2 separate regions of the Mus musculus genome follow, and region 1 is linked to region 2. Evidence: chromatin loops called from intact Hi-C (ENCODE). Cell type or tissue: left cerebral cortex. All regions are shown on one strand. Each heading gives the region's core, and the rest is flanking DNA. Links, peaks and the distances in the headings are about the cores only.

What was found. Hi-C counts contacts between places; a loop is a spot of excess contacts. Peaks named below come from ENCODE experiments on the same cell type or tissue, not always from the same donor. Only the 100,000 strongest peaks of a DNase experiment are listed, where the experiment ranks them.
Region 1: it touches region 2 in a loop (2.0-fold over the local background); 7 of 42 quality-filtered maps call a loop at or near these places.

What each region holds. Positions count from the first base shown.
Region 1 is chr1:60,741,407-60,749,699 of GRCm38, forward strand. Cd28 (CD28 antigen) reads left to right here and starts at 4,982. Exons shown (of 4, transcript NM_007642.4): 1 at 4,982-5,122. The coding sequence starts at 5,068. In left cerebral cortex, for the core only: no CTCF peak of the experiment used is centred there; DNase peaks (open chromatin) are centred at 4,558 and 7,808.
Region 2 is chr1:60,834,869-60,843,208 of GRCm38, forward strand. No RefSeq gene overlaps it. Among named protein-coding and RNA genes, the nearest start is that of Gm38137, 25 kb to the right of the region's middle. In left cerebral cortex, for the core only: no CTCF peak of the experiment used is centred there; a DNase peak (open chromatin) is centred at 4,290.

The DNA of each region.
Region 1 (8,293 bases), core at 294-8,293, 93 kb before region 2:
TGGTAGGACAGTGAGGTGGGAGTGGGCGGGCGGGTTGGAAAGCACCCTCACAGAAGCAAGGCAAGGGAGATCAAAGAGGGGAGTTACAGAGGGGAAACTGAGAAAGGGGATAACATTTGACATATAAACAAATAAAATATCTAATTGAAAAAAAGAAAAAATTATATTTAAAAAAGAATAAGTTGTAATTTGTTTATAATAAATGTAGTATTCCAGTTTAATAAAATCTTTAAAGGACTGAAAATATTAAAAAAAAGAATATGTTTGCAAAATATGTGTCTGATAAAGGGTTGAAATCTAGAATGTATAAAGAACTCCAAAATCCAATGGATATATTGTAAGTAAGTCAAGTAAAAATAAGTTTTTAGCTTTGATAGACATTTCTCAAACAATGCCGTCACAAAAGGACAATGAATACAGGAAAAAATTTCAACATCATTAATATCATAAAGACACAAATCAAAGCCATAGTGAGAACAGAATTTGCTGAAAAGAAGAGTGGTAAATGTTGGTGAGAATGTGGGGGAAAGAGGCCACCAAATGATCTGGCTATCCTGATAATGGGAGAGTACATCCAAGGGAAGTTTAATCAGAAATAGAGGAGCTATGTCCACTCCAAAGTACACCACACCACTATTCACAACAGATGAGACATGGGAGTAACCTAAAAGCCTGTTCATTCATGAATGAACAGGAGCATTTGGTCTGAATAGGCTCTGCAATGAAAAGGAAGGAGATGCTGTTGTGTGGCAGAAATGGAGGTCATTATGTTAAGAGGAGTAAGTCAAGGGGCTGGAGGGATGACTAAAAAGTGGTTAGGAGTGCTTGCTGCTTTGGGTTCAACTCCTTGCACCCACTTGGGCTCCAAGGCTCTGACATCCTCTTCTCAATTCCTTGGGCACTTGCACTCACATGTACACATACACATAATTTAAAATATAAGTTTATTGTTTTATACTTTCCCTTTTTATTTATTCTTCTCTTATATATTATATTGCAATTCAGTTTTCCCTCCTTCCCCTCCTCTCAGTCTCTCTCCTAGAGTGAGAATTTTGGTTTCTTAAAAAATACAGAAATATTATAAGGATATGTATTCATTTTAATTCCAGGCCTAGGATATATGGGCTGCTTCAGACTGTCCACAGCAGCTGACTATGATTTGCCTTGTGCTCTAGCAGGGGCATGATTTTGCTAGCTGAAGATAGTTTCTGTGAGTGTGTGATGTTTAGAACTCTGGGGACTTTTCAGAAGGTCCTTGCTAGGGACCCAAGAGGTAAGATTGTTGTTGTTGATGGTGGGTTGTTGGTTGTGTGTGTGTTTTAAGTACTTATGTGCAAAGAATGAAGAAGGAGAAGAAGAAAGAGAAGAGGAGGAGGAGGTAGGGGAGGAGGAGGAGGAGGAGGAGAAGGAGAAGGAGAAGAAGAAGAAGAAGAAGAAGAAGAAGAAGAAGAAGAAGAAGAAGAAGAAGAGAAGAAAAGAAGAAGAAGAAAAAGAAAAGAAGAAGAAAAGAAGAAAAGAAGAAGAAGAAGAAGAAAAGAAGAAAAGAAGAAAAGAAGAAGGAGGAGGAGGAGGAGGAGGAGGAGGAGGAGGAGGAAGAATAATTAGATATCTTGACTGCAAATATCAAACTTGCCCCAAGGAACTCAATGCCCCTAATCAGCAGAAAGTAGTCTAATGATAATGTCAGCCCCTTTCACCTCTATCCTTTTTTCTCTCCTATCTAGTGTTAATGAGTTGAAAGAGTAGGAAAGGCATGAAGGGTAAAAACCTTCTCCATGAAGAAAAAAAAAAAACCCATAAAGTAGTCAAATGTCCAGCTACACTCCCTCACCACCTCCCTTTTCTCCTGGATCTCCCCCTACCTCCACCCCTCAGAAAAGAGCAGGCCTTCCAGGGACATCAACCAAATATGCTGTAACAAGCTACAATTTACATGCCGTCACATTAAGGCTGGACAGGGAACAACAACAACAACAAAAAGCAGGAACAAAAAGGTTCCAAAAGCAAGCAAAAGAGTCAGAAGTATCCCTGGATCCCACTGTTTGTAATCCCATAAGAACATCAAGCTACATAACCATAACAGATATGCTGAGGACCTAGGTCACCCATACAGGATCCCTGATCTCTGTGAGTCCACTTGAGTCCCAGTCAGTTGCTAATGTGGGCTGTGTTCTTGTGCCCCTGACCCCTGTGGTTCCTCCAATCCTTCTTACCCCTCTTCCTCTGCAGAACTCCCTGAGCTCCTGCTAATGTTTGGCTGTGGGACTCTGTATCCTCTCCCATCAGTTATTGGATGAAGTCTCTCTGGTCTCTTCGATGATGATTATGCTAGGCTCCAGTGCCAGCATGTCACGCAGGCATGACATGGTAGGTTGGAGGTTAGATGGTTGGGTTGATGTCCCAGTCTTTCCACTTGAGGCCCTGCCTCGTTGCAGAGGATGGCTGCAGCTTCTGTGTCTCCCATTACTAAGAGTCTTCACTAGGGTCACCCTTGTAGATCCCATGGAGTTTCCATTTCACTAGGTTTCTAACTCATTCCCCAAATGCCCCTCCCCGATCCTAGTCGTCTCTCCCAGTATTTTCTCATTCCATCCGCCCTCCACCATCCAACCCCTCCTGTTTTCATCCTCACCTAGGAAATATATTCTACTTCCACTTTCCAGGAATATTCTGTGTTGTTCCTTCTTTCCATTAAGCATTCCTTGTTACTTATGGTCTGTGGATTGTAGCATGATTATCTTTTACTTTACAGTTAATATCCACTTATAACTGAGTACATACCATGCAACATGGTTTTTTAGCATTTAAACATTCTTTCTGGTTGTGGGTTACCTCACACAGGATGATTTTTTTCTAGTTCCTCTCATTTGCCTTCAAATTTCGTGATGTCATCTTTTTAACAGATGAGTATGGTAGATTGGAGTGTCCTTTAGTTATATATGTTCAGGAGTGGTAAGGCTGAGTCTTGAGGTAGATAGATTCCCACTTTTCTGAGAAACTGCTATATTGATTTCCAAAGTGGTTATACATGTTTGCACTCCCACCAGCAATGAAAGAGTGTTTCCCTTGTTAAGCATCCTGGCCTGCATGAGCTGTCACTTGTGGTTTTGATCTTAGCCATTCTGACTGGCATAGCACAGAATCTCAAAAGTTGTTTTGATTTGCATTTCCTGGATGGCTAAGGACACTGACCATTTCTAAGTGTTTCTCACCCATTTGAAATTCCTCTGTTGAGAATTCTCTGCTTAGACCTGTATCCCATTTTAAAGTTAAATTATTTAGTTTGCTGATGTCTAGTTTCTTGAGTTCTTTAAATATTTTGGATGTTAGCCCTCTGTCAGATGTGAATTTTGTGAAAATCTTTTTCTATTCTGTATACTGCCATTGAGAGAGAAGTCAGCTACACAAAGACAAGTATCACATAATTTCATCCAATTGAAGATAAAAAAACAAACAAACAAACCAAAACAAAACAAAAAAACATTCATTGCCTAGAATCAGAGAGTAGAATCGGGTATTATGGTCCACATCTATAATACTAGCATTTAAGAGGTTGTGTCAAGAGGATTACAAGTTTGAGGCCAGCCTGATCTACAGAGCGAGTTCCAGGACAGCCAGGACTACACAAAGAAACCCTGTCTCGAAAAATAAAATATGTATATATGCCTATAAAACATCATATGGTATTTGACTGATACGTTTAATATTTAAGTTTTATATACCAGCTAAAATGTAATAAAAATATTTATATCATATATGGATGCCTTAGAAATTAACAATTGATAACATATCTATTGAAAACTATAAACAAAACAACATGGAAAGTAATGGCTCAAATATTAAGTATTTTTATAATTCGGTAAGAATATAGGTAAACCTTGACTTTATGCTTATATTTTTTTCTAAATTTTTTTACGTATGCAATATAGCTCACTTTTGTATTCAGAATAAAAAATATAAATCATTCTTTTAAATATACACAAAATCACAAATGAGGCTGGTTTCACAAAGCTCAGATTATCAGAAAAGAAAGAAAAAAAATCACCAAGAAAGTTTTGAGAAAGCTAATGTGTATGAGATACATATAACCACAAACTCCGATGATTATAGCTTCTATAAGAGTCAGACTATCAGGGAAGCTGTTGAGTACAGATGCTGACCAGGGGGATCCAGGATGGCTCTAGAAGAGGAATGTGGAGCTGGCCATGCTGGTGGGCTAGCCCTGTCTACAGAAGGCCCAGGAGTTGGGGAGAGGTGTGGAGAGCTGGTTACAAAGGCCCCGGGTGTCTCTGTGGTGAATCTTCCAATGGTCTGCTGTTTGAAATGTTTCTTTGAGGGACATAGGGAACATGAGGTAGCAAGGGTGTTTCGTTTACCTCCTGTTTCCCTAAGAAAATATGGTGTTTTTATGACTTCCTCTTTGCTCTGGAAATTTCTGCAGCTGCTCAGATGCCTGGGTGCTTGCCAAGTGTGTACTTGGAAGCGGTTTTCAAAATTGGTAGAAGTGAGTTATACATACACTCCATAGGATCGCCTTAAGATTATTTCAAACTTCAATCTCATAACGTTTATGCAGAATTTAAACACGTGCATAGAAATCTCTCAGCTTCCCACACAGCCTTGTATTTTGGATTCGTCTGTAAGAGTTTGTCTTCTGAGAGAGGTTTTTCTCTCTTCTTTAGAATGCCTTGTTTGTCTGCTTTTGTTGTTGCTGGGCCCTAAGCGCCCACATTTCACAGCTCCGATGCTCATCAGCATGACTCTCCTGAGCACATTATCTGGTGGTGGCTGACACTCTCTTCAGTACCCCCCCCCCCCGCCTCCCAAAAAAGAAAAAAGAAAAAAAGGACTGGTTGCTAAAAGAAGTAAAAGTCAAGTCATCAAAAACAATGTAATATCCTGTGTGAAAGTCACGAAGCCTTGTGGTTTGAGTCCCTTGATCATGTGCCCTGTAAAGTGGCCCTGGATGGCAGAGAGTCATAGACCTTGGCAGATGTGACTTCAGTTCACACCACACTCTGCCTTGCTCACAGAGGAGGGGCTGCAGCCCTGGCCCTCATCAGAACAATGACACTCAGGCTGCTGTTCTTGGCTCTCAACTTCTTCTCAGTTCAAGTAACAGGTAAGCAATTTTGATACCATTTTTCCCCCTGTTTTCATTTGTGTTCTCATGACCAGCATGGTTTATTTTAAAACTGTAGTGACCTGTGAAACTTGAATGCATTTAGAGTTTTGTGCTAATTTGACAAGCTACTATTTAGAAACTAGCTAATTCTCATAATACAGCAAATAGAACTTTAACACAAGTTCTTTGGGAAGAAGTAACATTTTATTTAACAACTAGTCCCAAGAACTTTTATATTCAGAATTTTATTTATTGTTTTGTTTTGAGATAGGGTTTCTCTGTATAGCCCTGGCTGTCCTGGAACTCACTTTGTAGACCAGGCTGTCCTCGAATTCAGAGATTTAACTGCCTCTGCCTCCTGAGTACAAGGATTAAAGGCATGTGACACCACCGCCCAGTCAGGATTCTACTTTTTACATCCTATAAAACTGTGATAAGTAAGAGAGTAGGTAAATTCTAGAGGTCTTGGATTAGATTGCCTGGGCTCATATCTCAATTCTCCCTAGTGGCGTTTGGAGCAGGATTTACTACCTAAATCTCTGTAAAACGGGACCCTAAATGAGCATCACCTCAATTTCATTGTGAGATAAAATGAAATAGACATTGTGGAGGTCTTAGTTCAGGCTTGAGCAGTAAACATGGTGTTCATGTAAGTAGTATGTCTACCTGAATTCAGCGAGTGCCAAGAAGAATCCTGAAGTAAGCACAAAAGCTGGTATAGACACCAGTAAGTTTCCTTTTACTGTTGGTTGAAATATGTTTATTTAGGTTAAAATCCTTCAAGTTCCCAATAGCAATGGCAAGGAGGCTATATATTTATCAATTAGAAAGTTCTTACCCTAAACAACCTTTGGTTCTCATGAGTAAGAGCTATTTATTGTCATAAACTCCATTCCAAATGAAGAGACCATTGGAAGGAGGCCATCTATTGAAGAGAATGTTCAATAATTTCTCCAGAGGATGCAGGTCTCCAGTATTTGGCAACACATATTTACAGCTAAAGAATCTTTAAAATTTATGTTTAAAGGTTTCTGTATATCATGTTTAAGGGATCTTAACTTTCTTTTAAAGGAATACTTAAGACACCTTAATTTACTAGATAGTAAAGCCTTACCCTTGTTGAAAGTCATGCAACATTAGTGATTTTACACAGAATGCTTTTCTGATGCCCTCTGTGGACAGCCATTTGTTATAAACTCATGTATTTTCTTTGGAAACTTTTTGGGTTGGACTCAAAGCTTTGTATGTTTCACTGTTTAGAATCTTTACAGGGGTTAGCTAAAAGAGAAGTTGGCAAGTTCACATGTGTGCAGGTCGTTAGTTTTATTTACCTTAAGATAGGTTTTGCTTCATAGATACCAATACATTTTCCTACTACGTCTTAGGATTTGATGCCAAGCAGCCATTGAAAAAGTAGGATGGGGTAGAGGTAGGAAGCTGAAGAGAAAGAAGTTAAAAGGAAAGGAAGATAATTGCAAATGCAAAGATGTGTGACCCATGGAAAAGGATGTGAAGCCTTTTGTATGCTTTTCATTTCTCTCTTCATGTCCACCATCTCACACAAGGAAACTCCCTGGTCAAATGTTACTGTCTTGGGCTGGGGATGTAGTACAGTTGGCATAGCACTTATCTATCGTACATGAAACCCTGGGTTTGATCACAGCACAGCATAAAACAGGCATGGTAGCACATTCCTATAATCCAGTAGAGGCAGGAGAATCAGAATGATCAAAGTTATCCTTGGCTACATAACAAGTATGAGGCTAACCTGGGCTACATGAGACATGTAACTGCATTAAAATGTGCCTGTGTGTTAGGGGCAGGTCTTTAGATTCATTAATTGAATAATTTTGACTCATTGGTTCACAGCATGCATTAATGCACTTACTTGATGATGCTTAAGTGCAACCTGATTCTCATGGCTTGAGTGATACAGCAGAAAGATCATTATGGCTCAATTAAAGAAGTCTGATACAGGAAGGGTTAGGAAGCTGTACCTTAGATGCTTCTTCTGCTAAAGTTACATGTTTTGTATGCATGTTGGATAATAGTGCTCCTGAGATCTTAAAAGACCGGATTCTGTTGGGTTTTGGAGTGTAAGTCCAGCTCATAGCTGCAGGTTCCTGAGAGAATAATCATTTGTGGTTGATAGTGGGGGTGGGTAGATAACATGCATCATTGGTTATCTATCTATCTATCTATCTATCTATCTATCTATCTATCTATCTATCTATCTATCTATCTATCTATCCTAGCCTTTTGTTAGTTTTTCAGCAAACTGACCATGTAGTCTAGAGACTAAACTCAGGAAATACCTGTTTACTTTTCCGTGAGAGCACTTCTTTTCATTTCTCCCCAAATCGTAGTGGATAGAGCATGCCCAAGTGGCCAGGTTGAACATGAATGACTTCTCCACTGATTCTGCATTCCCCTCAGAACTCCTTTTCCATAGTGAGGCATGGAAAAATGATTGGCATTTAATAAAAAGTCATATCTACAAAGTAGAGTAATTAAAAACTGTATTCTTGCCCGATCTTTGGCAAATGACTTCCTCTGTGGTAGATGCACAGAAAAATAATTGGCTTCTCACAGTTAAGTGTCGCTCTGAGGCTGGGCTTGCAAAGTAAGATAAGAAAAGATGAGTGCGGAGGAATGTGATGTAATCTGCAGGCTGCTGCCTTTGCACTGATTCTGATGCATCGTGGCCAGCTCTTCTGATTGTTAAAAACTGACCAGGCATTCTGGCATTTGAAGTACATCTGATAGCTACTTCCAAAATACAGGATTTGCTAAGAATTTGGTTCACTACCATGCTCTTAATTAATACACTATCTTTTTAGTGTCCCCTCCCCCAACTACCCTCTTTTAAAGGCAACCCATCTAGCAGAGACTTTAATAGCAAGGAGTTTTAAAATTAATATTGATTTATCAATTCCAAGAAGCAGAATGAGTCATCGCCACAGGCAGATCAGAAGAAACGAATCTGTGAGAGTTGCTGTGAAGAGCAGGCATGCAAACTTTTGCGGTGGGGGAAGGGCTCTCATTGCCTCCCTTCCTTAGATATGGACTCTTCTATCTAATGACCCCCTTTTCTATTTTCACGAGTGAAGAAATTCCCTGTAATTACCATGACTGTTGTGTGTCGATATCTTCCTTCAAGTACTTCTT
Region 2 (8,340 bases), core at 211-8,210:
GGGCATTTTCTCAATTAGTGATCAAGGGGGAAAGGCCCCTTGTGGGTGGGACCATCTCTGGGCTGGTAGTCTTGGGTCTATAAGAAAGCAAGCTGAGCAAGCCAGGGGAAGCATCCCCCCCCCCCATGTAAGTAGCATCCCCTCCCCCATGGCCTCTGCTTCAGCTCCTGTTTTCTGACTTGCTTGAGTTCCAGTCCTGACCTCCTTTGGTGATGAATAGCAGTGTGGAAGTGTAGGCTGAATAAACTCTTTCCACCCCAACTTGCTTCTCGGTTATGATGTTTGTGCAGGAATAGAAACTCCGACTAAGACACCAGGAATGAATCCCCTAACTGTGTATCCAATACCAAGTGGTTAGCTTTGAAACCACTTTTATACACGCAAGCAATCCTACACAAACTCGGCTGGTTGTACTATACATTTATGCATATATCTGGAACAATAATCATCAAAGAATCAATTAGAGAGGGAGTGAGAGGAGACATAGGAGGGGCTGAAGGGGAGGGTCATGGGAGGGATTGAAGAGAGGACAAGGAATTAGGAGAATGGTATAAATATATTTTAATTGAAGTAAAAGTGTTTATTGAAAAATATGGTAAACTAGTTAGTTCTCTGTAAAAGCTGATAATATAGACACACCCTTTGTGAGTTTGATAAGAAGAGAGGAATTTGGGCAAAAGTGTATAATATTTAGAATGGAAAAGAAAACATAACCACAGAAATAGAGCATATTAGAAGAATTGCAGCATAATACCACATATAAGCCAATACTAACAAATTTGAAAACAATTTTCAGCAAAGTTTGATTCCTTAATTTAGACCCAAATTACTTGGAAATTTTGATTAGACTAATTACTGAGAGTTAGGGGAAGAGTCGCTGTACTTGCTAAAGCTGAAATCCCAATATAAATGGACCCACGTCTCCCGGGTAGGAGCCTGGTGGTTTCTGTGCTTATCAAGACTCTTAGTTGCTTCTATTACTAAAGCCTAGGGTTGCTGCTGCAGTGGTCAAGAACGGTGATCCCAAACCTGTCACTTCAGAAAGGCTTTAGGACCTGGTGGATATTTTATAGCTAAACTCTGTTTAGCCCTGACTTTCTATAAAACGATCTCAGACTACAGAAAATGAGAGTCGCTGTTATGGTGTCAGCACAATGTTAACAGTGAACTTGATAAAGTACAAAGCAAACCCAAACATTGCAGACAAAACTTACTACTGATTATCGGTAGAATTATTTAAGATATCACTTAGAAGTCAGCAGTGGGTACAGCAACCTATGATCTCATAGACTTTACTCCATGTTTGCAAGGTTAATTTAAATATGAGATTCTATCAACACCACCAATTAATCAAAACATATAAAGGCATGCTAATAGATATTAAAAAAACATTTGGCAACACTGAGCCCTCAAAAATTATGAGCACAAAAGCTATACGGTAAGATTATTTAAATATGACAAAGTCTGCTTTGTGAAAGTGAATAGCGAGGAAAGCTACAAATGGGTAGTCTGTTGAGATTTCCAATTAAAATAAGAAAAATACACAGCACACTGGCACCTAGACTTGTTTAATAATATCTAAGTATGAACAAATGGAACAATAAAAAAATTAGCTTTCAATAGCACAAAAAGAGACTGTCTACACAGCTCAGCAAGTTCTTAAAAATGGTTGAGAAGGAAAATAAATCTATAGATCACCTAGGAATGACAACAGCAGCACAGAAACTCGGATAATAACTACAAAAGTTTTTGACCCACACAAAATGAAGTCTGAAAATAAATTAACCTTTAGTACAAAGCTAAATTCCCTCAAATAATGTGCAAATATGGTGCAACTCCACAAAGCGTTGAACTATGTGAAACACTTGCACAGGGAAGACAGAATTCTTTGAAAATAGTTCAGAAATAAATGAAAAGCTGGGGCTGGAGAAATGGCTCAGTGGGTAAGAGCACCCGACTGCTCTTCCGAAGGTCCGGAGTTCAAATCCCAGAACCACATGGTGGCTCACAACCATCTGTAACGTGATCTGACTCCCTCTTCTGGGGTGTCTGAAGACAGCGACAGTGTACTTACATATAATAAATAAATAAATAAGTAAATATTAAAAAAATAAATAAATAAATGAAAAGCTATTATTGTTAAGCAGCATCCTAAGTACTTTGCATAAATTATCTTACTGTTCATGTGAAGAGTGTGTGTGTGTGTGTGTGTGTGTGTGTGTGTAGGGGTTAGTGTCTGTGGCTCCTGCATGCCACTGTGTGCATGCAGAAGTCAGAGGACAACCTTGGGTGTTGGTCCTTGTCTTTAACCTTGTTTGAGACAAGGTCTTTAGCTCCTCCTGTCTCTACCACCCACCTAGCCAAAGGAGCTCTGGGACCGGCTCTTGTGTTACTGTGTACAGCTTTGTGCCTGTTCTGGAGATTTGAACTTGAGTCTTTGTGTGCATGTGGCAAGCACTCTACCCACAGAGCCATCTCCCCAGACCCCTTGGTGCGTTTTGGAACTGTGTAACTTTGCTTGCTGTCATAAGCGTGGGGAAACTGGTGAGCTGGTTCTTCAGAAGGCAGGTCTTGGAATTGAAAGAGATCGTAGTGAAATGGACTGTCTTTTCAAAGTAGCATGCATAAGCGAATGTAAAATAAACAAACTCTTAGTGAAGAAATAAACTCATGGCTCGCAACCAAAATCATTAGACTTAAGATTATATTTAATAGTCAGAGGCCATAGGGGTGGGGCTCCTGACTCTGAAGTTTGCACATCTCTACATCCTGAAGAAATAACTCTATGTTTTGAAAAGACTTTGCACTGAATATTATCAAATAAATGTACTTAACTATGTCTTTAAGTGTTAGACATACAGGTCATTTCTAAGATAATCATGCAGCAAGTATCTTGGCAGGGGGAAGGCTGTCATAAAATTATATTTTTTTAAAAAGGTTACCTGTAATTCTAGATACCTTGGAGACTGAAGCAGAAGGATGGAGAAGCCAAGTGAGTAAGGATGGAGTAAGCCAGTGAGACCTTACACTTCAAAGTTGGGGGGAAAGAGACTACAGGGGACTCAAATCCTTTTCAAGACCATAGGATAAGAGCAACAGAATCATAGATGTAGTAATGCCTGCAATGGATCAACGTGTCGAGAAAACACAGCTAGGAAATATCGTGTCTCTGGGCACTCACTAAGGCTGTTTCTCAAAAGAGATATCATGTATATCTATGAAGAGTTATTACTATTATTTTTGGTTCCATAAAATGTTCTAGGCTCATATCATTTTCATAATGAAAAACATGGAAACAATAAGCTTGAAAGTCAAAGTTCATTTCAAGTTCAAAGAACTTATAAATAGTAGAAAGGGGCAGACAAACATAATAGCTATAGCTGGGTCAAAGGTCTCTACATTAAGAAGCATAATTTGCAGACAAGAAAATTATGTGTTCTAAAATTATGAGTGGTTAGATCCACACTCAGGGAAATACTGGTTTGGTATGTAGCAATAATGAGAGGGCAAACTCAATTATTATTATGGTGAGAGTGAAATCATTAATTACTAGGTCAAGTCTAGAACAGTCCAACCTACCCTTCATTTACTTCATTAATTTAATTATGAATTCATTAATTTTCATAATCATTGGCTCACTCGTGAAGTTATTCATATATTCAACACTAGGCCAGACAAAGCATCGTCTCTGTAGGGCTGATTCTTAGTCTGTAAAATGAGGACAGCAGAGAGCATTACTTCCCTTCTGTAAAAGATGAGGTAACATACAGCAGGAGTGAGGTTCTAGGCACCAGGAAAATACTTAAAAACTAGAGCCTGCTTGTGACACAGTACCCAGCTCAGAGGTGACCTCTCTCAACAAATGATGAGAATAAATTGGCACTATAGCCTGTTCGCTGCCAATTATAAATCATAGCTCAGAGAAAAGATCTACCACTTGTCAATATTTTTTAATTCAATTTTTGTGAGAGCCCTAGTTGGTCTCTGAGTCAGGGAGGCTCATTGTACATTCATCAACTCTGTCATAAGATAGACCAGACTTTTGCCTAGCAATAGCCATAAAGGTTTGTTTGGTTGTTGTTGTTGTTTGCTAGTTGATGAGCCAACCCTTACCTGCATGTGAGGTGGTAAGATAAAGCCCTCGAGTGGTTCCTGGCCTCTTGATAGAAACTGTGAGGTAAGAGCTTTTCTTTGAGCATGTGGTGATGGTGACTATGGCTCCCAGTGGCTAATGAATCTTATGGCTGCTTGGAATAGCAACAAGATTCTCCAAACAGAAGGATGCTGCAAATGAGATTTTCTATAAAAAGTACATTTGGGAATTTTTGGTCTGCACATCTAAATTCAATTGAGACAAACACCACAGACTTCTGGCATCTGATAAAGGAGGGCTCAGACTCATGTTCCCATCAGGTGGCAATTCATTAGCAAGAGAATCTCAGCTTGAAAGAGTTGTGGAAAGGGCTTTGTGGGCAAATGCATGCAAAGTACCCAGCTTGGTTAGTACTCTGTAATGGTGACTCACTGCTGTCCTTGGGATCCTGTAGCCCTCCCTGTGGATGCTCAAGGTCTTGACCAAGGAAGAGATTGACTCATCTCAGTTGATTCCAGACTGAACTGGGTACAAATGAATCTAATTTTCCAGTTTTTTTTTTTTAATGTGTTTAAAAAGCATAGAAACGGTGGCATACAGAGGTGACCTGTTTTGTTTTGTTCCCACCCAGGTTCATCAGTTGACAGTTATTTTTTCTGTCATAGAAGTCACAGCATCTTAACCCATTCTCTTTCTATGCTGGGATGCACAGAAATGACAGTTGTTCCTACTGAATGTATCCAGCATTGATTGAAATTCAGCCAATATGGTGAAGCGAAGCCCCACACTAAGTCACCAAGCCCACACCTGGATGCAGTTCACCAGGACCAATAACTGCCTCAGTTTGGGTCTTCTTTGACGGAGAGCCTGGGGCAAGCATGTAGTTTGTGTGTGTGTGTGTGTAAGGGGGGGGGGGGCTACAAAGCCCTGAGTTTATTTGGGAGACTGAGACAGGGAAGGAGAAAAAGCTGACTTAAGAGTGTACTTTGGGGGTTCCCACATGAAGCAGCAGATGCTAGAAGTTCCCAGGACCTCTGCAAAGCTCACAGAATACTCTTTGAAGCATCTTTCTGTAGGACAGACATCCTCTTTCACCATTCAGGACAGCCTGGGCACTTTGAAGCTCTGCAATCTTGGGCTTCTACTTGCGCCATGGTAAGTAGAATTCAAAGAGGCCATGAGGTAAATAAAAACAAAACAAATGAGGAGAAACTTCTAGATAAATATTTGTAAAGGAAACAAAGTATTTCTCCCCAAATATGAAGAATTGTTGCATAGAAGACAATCAAATTTAGGAGGTCACTCTGTCTTGTTGCTGTTTGCCTAATAGTGCTACAGAGATTCTTAGTAATTTTTACACACACACACACACACACACACACACACACACACGCACACACACACACTGGGAGATTCATTGATTCAAGGTACTTAAAGAACCCTCTGCCCAAATGTTAGCTGACTACAAAGTTAACCTAGTACTGATTCCCATGTCGTCATAGGACAGTGAACACAGACTTTGCAGAATTAGGCCAGGAAAGTCATCTAAAAATGTAAGAACAGAAGTGATCATGTTTGGAGAGGACAGAGGAAAGAGAACTGAGAGAGACAACTAGAATGGGAGTGGAGGTGGGGGTGGGGTTGGGGTTGGGGGTAGGGGGGAGTTTTGCATCTTCGAGATGAGCTAGAAACTTAGTGGAATGGAAATTCCCAGGAATCAATGTATGTGACCCTAGCTAAGATTCCTATCAATGCTTGTAGACAGGATAAATTTTGAGTTGAAAGTTTTGTGGGTGGGTTGGTGTCTCTATCACTTCACTGGTATTTCTGTCTGCCTATAGGAGGTGACCTCTTCAGATTTCATATTCCCAGTGTACTGAGTCACAGCTAAGGTCACCCCTATTGATTCTTGGGTACCTCACTTATCCCAGGTCTCTGTGTCATCCTGGAAATGCCTCCCCCCACCTTCCCATCCCAGATGTAGATTTCCATTCATTCTCATGGCCATGTAGCCATCCCTCCTGATCCTGAATCCTCCATTCTCCTCCCCAGGCCCCTCTCTCCAAGGTCTCTCCCTCCATCTGCCTCTTATGAGTTTATCTAGTTTATCCCCTCTTCTAAGTGAGATTCAAGCTTCCTTGTTTGGGCCTTCCTTCTTGTTTACCTTTTTTAGGTCTGTGGAGTGTAACATGGTACCATTTTTTTATGGCTAATATCCACTTATAAGTGAGTACATACCATGCATGTAGTTTTGGGACTGGGTTACTACAAGTAATGCAGGCACAGAGGAGGGAGCAGAGACAGAGGAAATGGCCAACCAATAACAGGCCCAGCTTGAGACCCATCCCATGGGCAAGCACCAATCCCTAACACTACTAAGGATACTCCGTTATGCTTGCAGACAGGAGCATGTTGTCTTCTGAGAGGCTCCACCCAGCAGTTGACTCAGATATATACAGACACCCACAGCCAAACAGTGGATGGAGCTTGGGGACTCTTGACAGAAGAACAGAAGGAAGGATTGCAGGCCCTGAAGGGGATAGGAACTCTACAAGAAGACCAACAGAGTCAACTAATCTGGACCCTTGGGGCTCTCAGAGTCTGAAACACCAACCAAACACAGCTGGACCTAGGGCTCCCCACTCATATGTAGCAGATGTGTAGCTTGACTGTCATATGGGCCCTGAACAACTGGAATAGGGACTATACCAAAAGCTGTTGCCTGTATGTGGGCTATGTTCTACTAGCTAGGCTTACTTGTCTGGCCTCAGTGTGGAGACTTGAAGTGCCAGGTTGGAGGGATACTCAGTGGGAGCCCCCACTGCTCAGAAGAGAAAAGAGGGGAGGGGGTGACTGGGAAGGGGGCAATGAGTGGGATGTAAAGTGAATTAAAAAAAGAAAATTAAATTATAAAAAAGATTTCCTAGCAATGGGAGAGCTTGAACTGGCCATCTCCTGTGACCAGAGAAGACTTCCAATGGAAGGACTGTGATACCAAACCAGCCACAGAACCTTCAACCCACAATCTGTCCTGCTTACACGATGTACAGGAGTAAAGCTGGAACGGAATTTGAGGAAATGGCCAACCAATGGCTGGATCCAGCTTGAGACCCATGACATGAGAGGGAGCCCACCCCTGACACTGCTAATGATACTCTGCTATACTTGCAGACAGGAACCTAGTATAACTATCATCAGAGAGACTTCACCCAGCAACTGATGGAAACAAATGCAGAGATCCACAGTCAAACACTAGGCTGAGCTCGGGGAATCCTGAGAAAGAAGGGGAAGAAGGATTGTAGGGGCCAGAAGGGTCAAAGACATTACAAGAAAACCTACAGAATCTACTAACCTGAGCCCATAGGAGCTTACAGAATCTGAACCACCAACCAGAGACTATGCGTGGGACTGACCTAGGCCCTCTACACTTGTGTAACAGTTGTGTAGCTTGGTCTTCAAGTGGAACTCCTAACAGCAGGAACAGGGGCTGTCTCTGACTCTGTTAACCTGCCTTTGGGGCCCTTTCCTCTAACTGGGCTGCCTCTTCTAGCCTCAAAAGGAGAAGGTGTGCATAGTCCTAATGCAATGTGATATGCCAAGGAGTGTTGATATCAGTAGGGGAGGAGTGGATGGTATGGAGAAGGTGTGGGGGAAGGATTTGGAAGAGAGGAGGGAAGAGAAACTGTGGTCAGGATGTGAAGCTAAGTAATTAGTTAATTTAAAAATATAGCAGCAAGGAAAACAGCAGCAAAGGCCCACAACTTCTCTGAGACAGAAGCAGAAGCTGATATTCAGAGTTGGCACATGATATTATTTAAAATATTCATCCTAAAAAAAAAGCATAAAGCATGCTGCCAAGCCTAAAGGTAGGACCTATATGAGGCACAGGGTAGGGGAGACCAATAGAAACTGCCTTAGGAAAACCAGATGCCACACTTCACAATAGCTACAAGCTGGTTATCATAAATAGGTAGTCAAAGATCTAAAGGAAGTTATGGCTGAAATTTAAAATAAAGTATGAGAATAATGTCCAAATAATAGAAAATTGATACAATTAGAAATTGTAAGAGAAGAACCAAGTAGATAGAAATCAGGATTTGAGAAGTTGCTGTTGAGTGAATTTCTATTAGCACATATCAATTATATGTAGTAATGGGTTTCGTTATGAAAATTTCATGCATGTATATTGTGTATTTAGTCATATTTACCCCCTATAATAACCTTTTCTTGTCCCTCACTCATTCCAC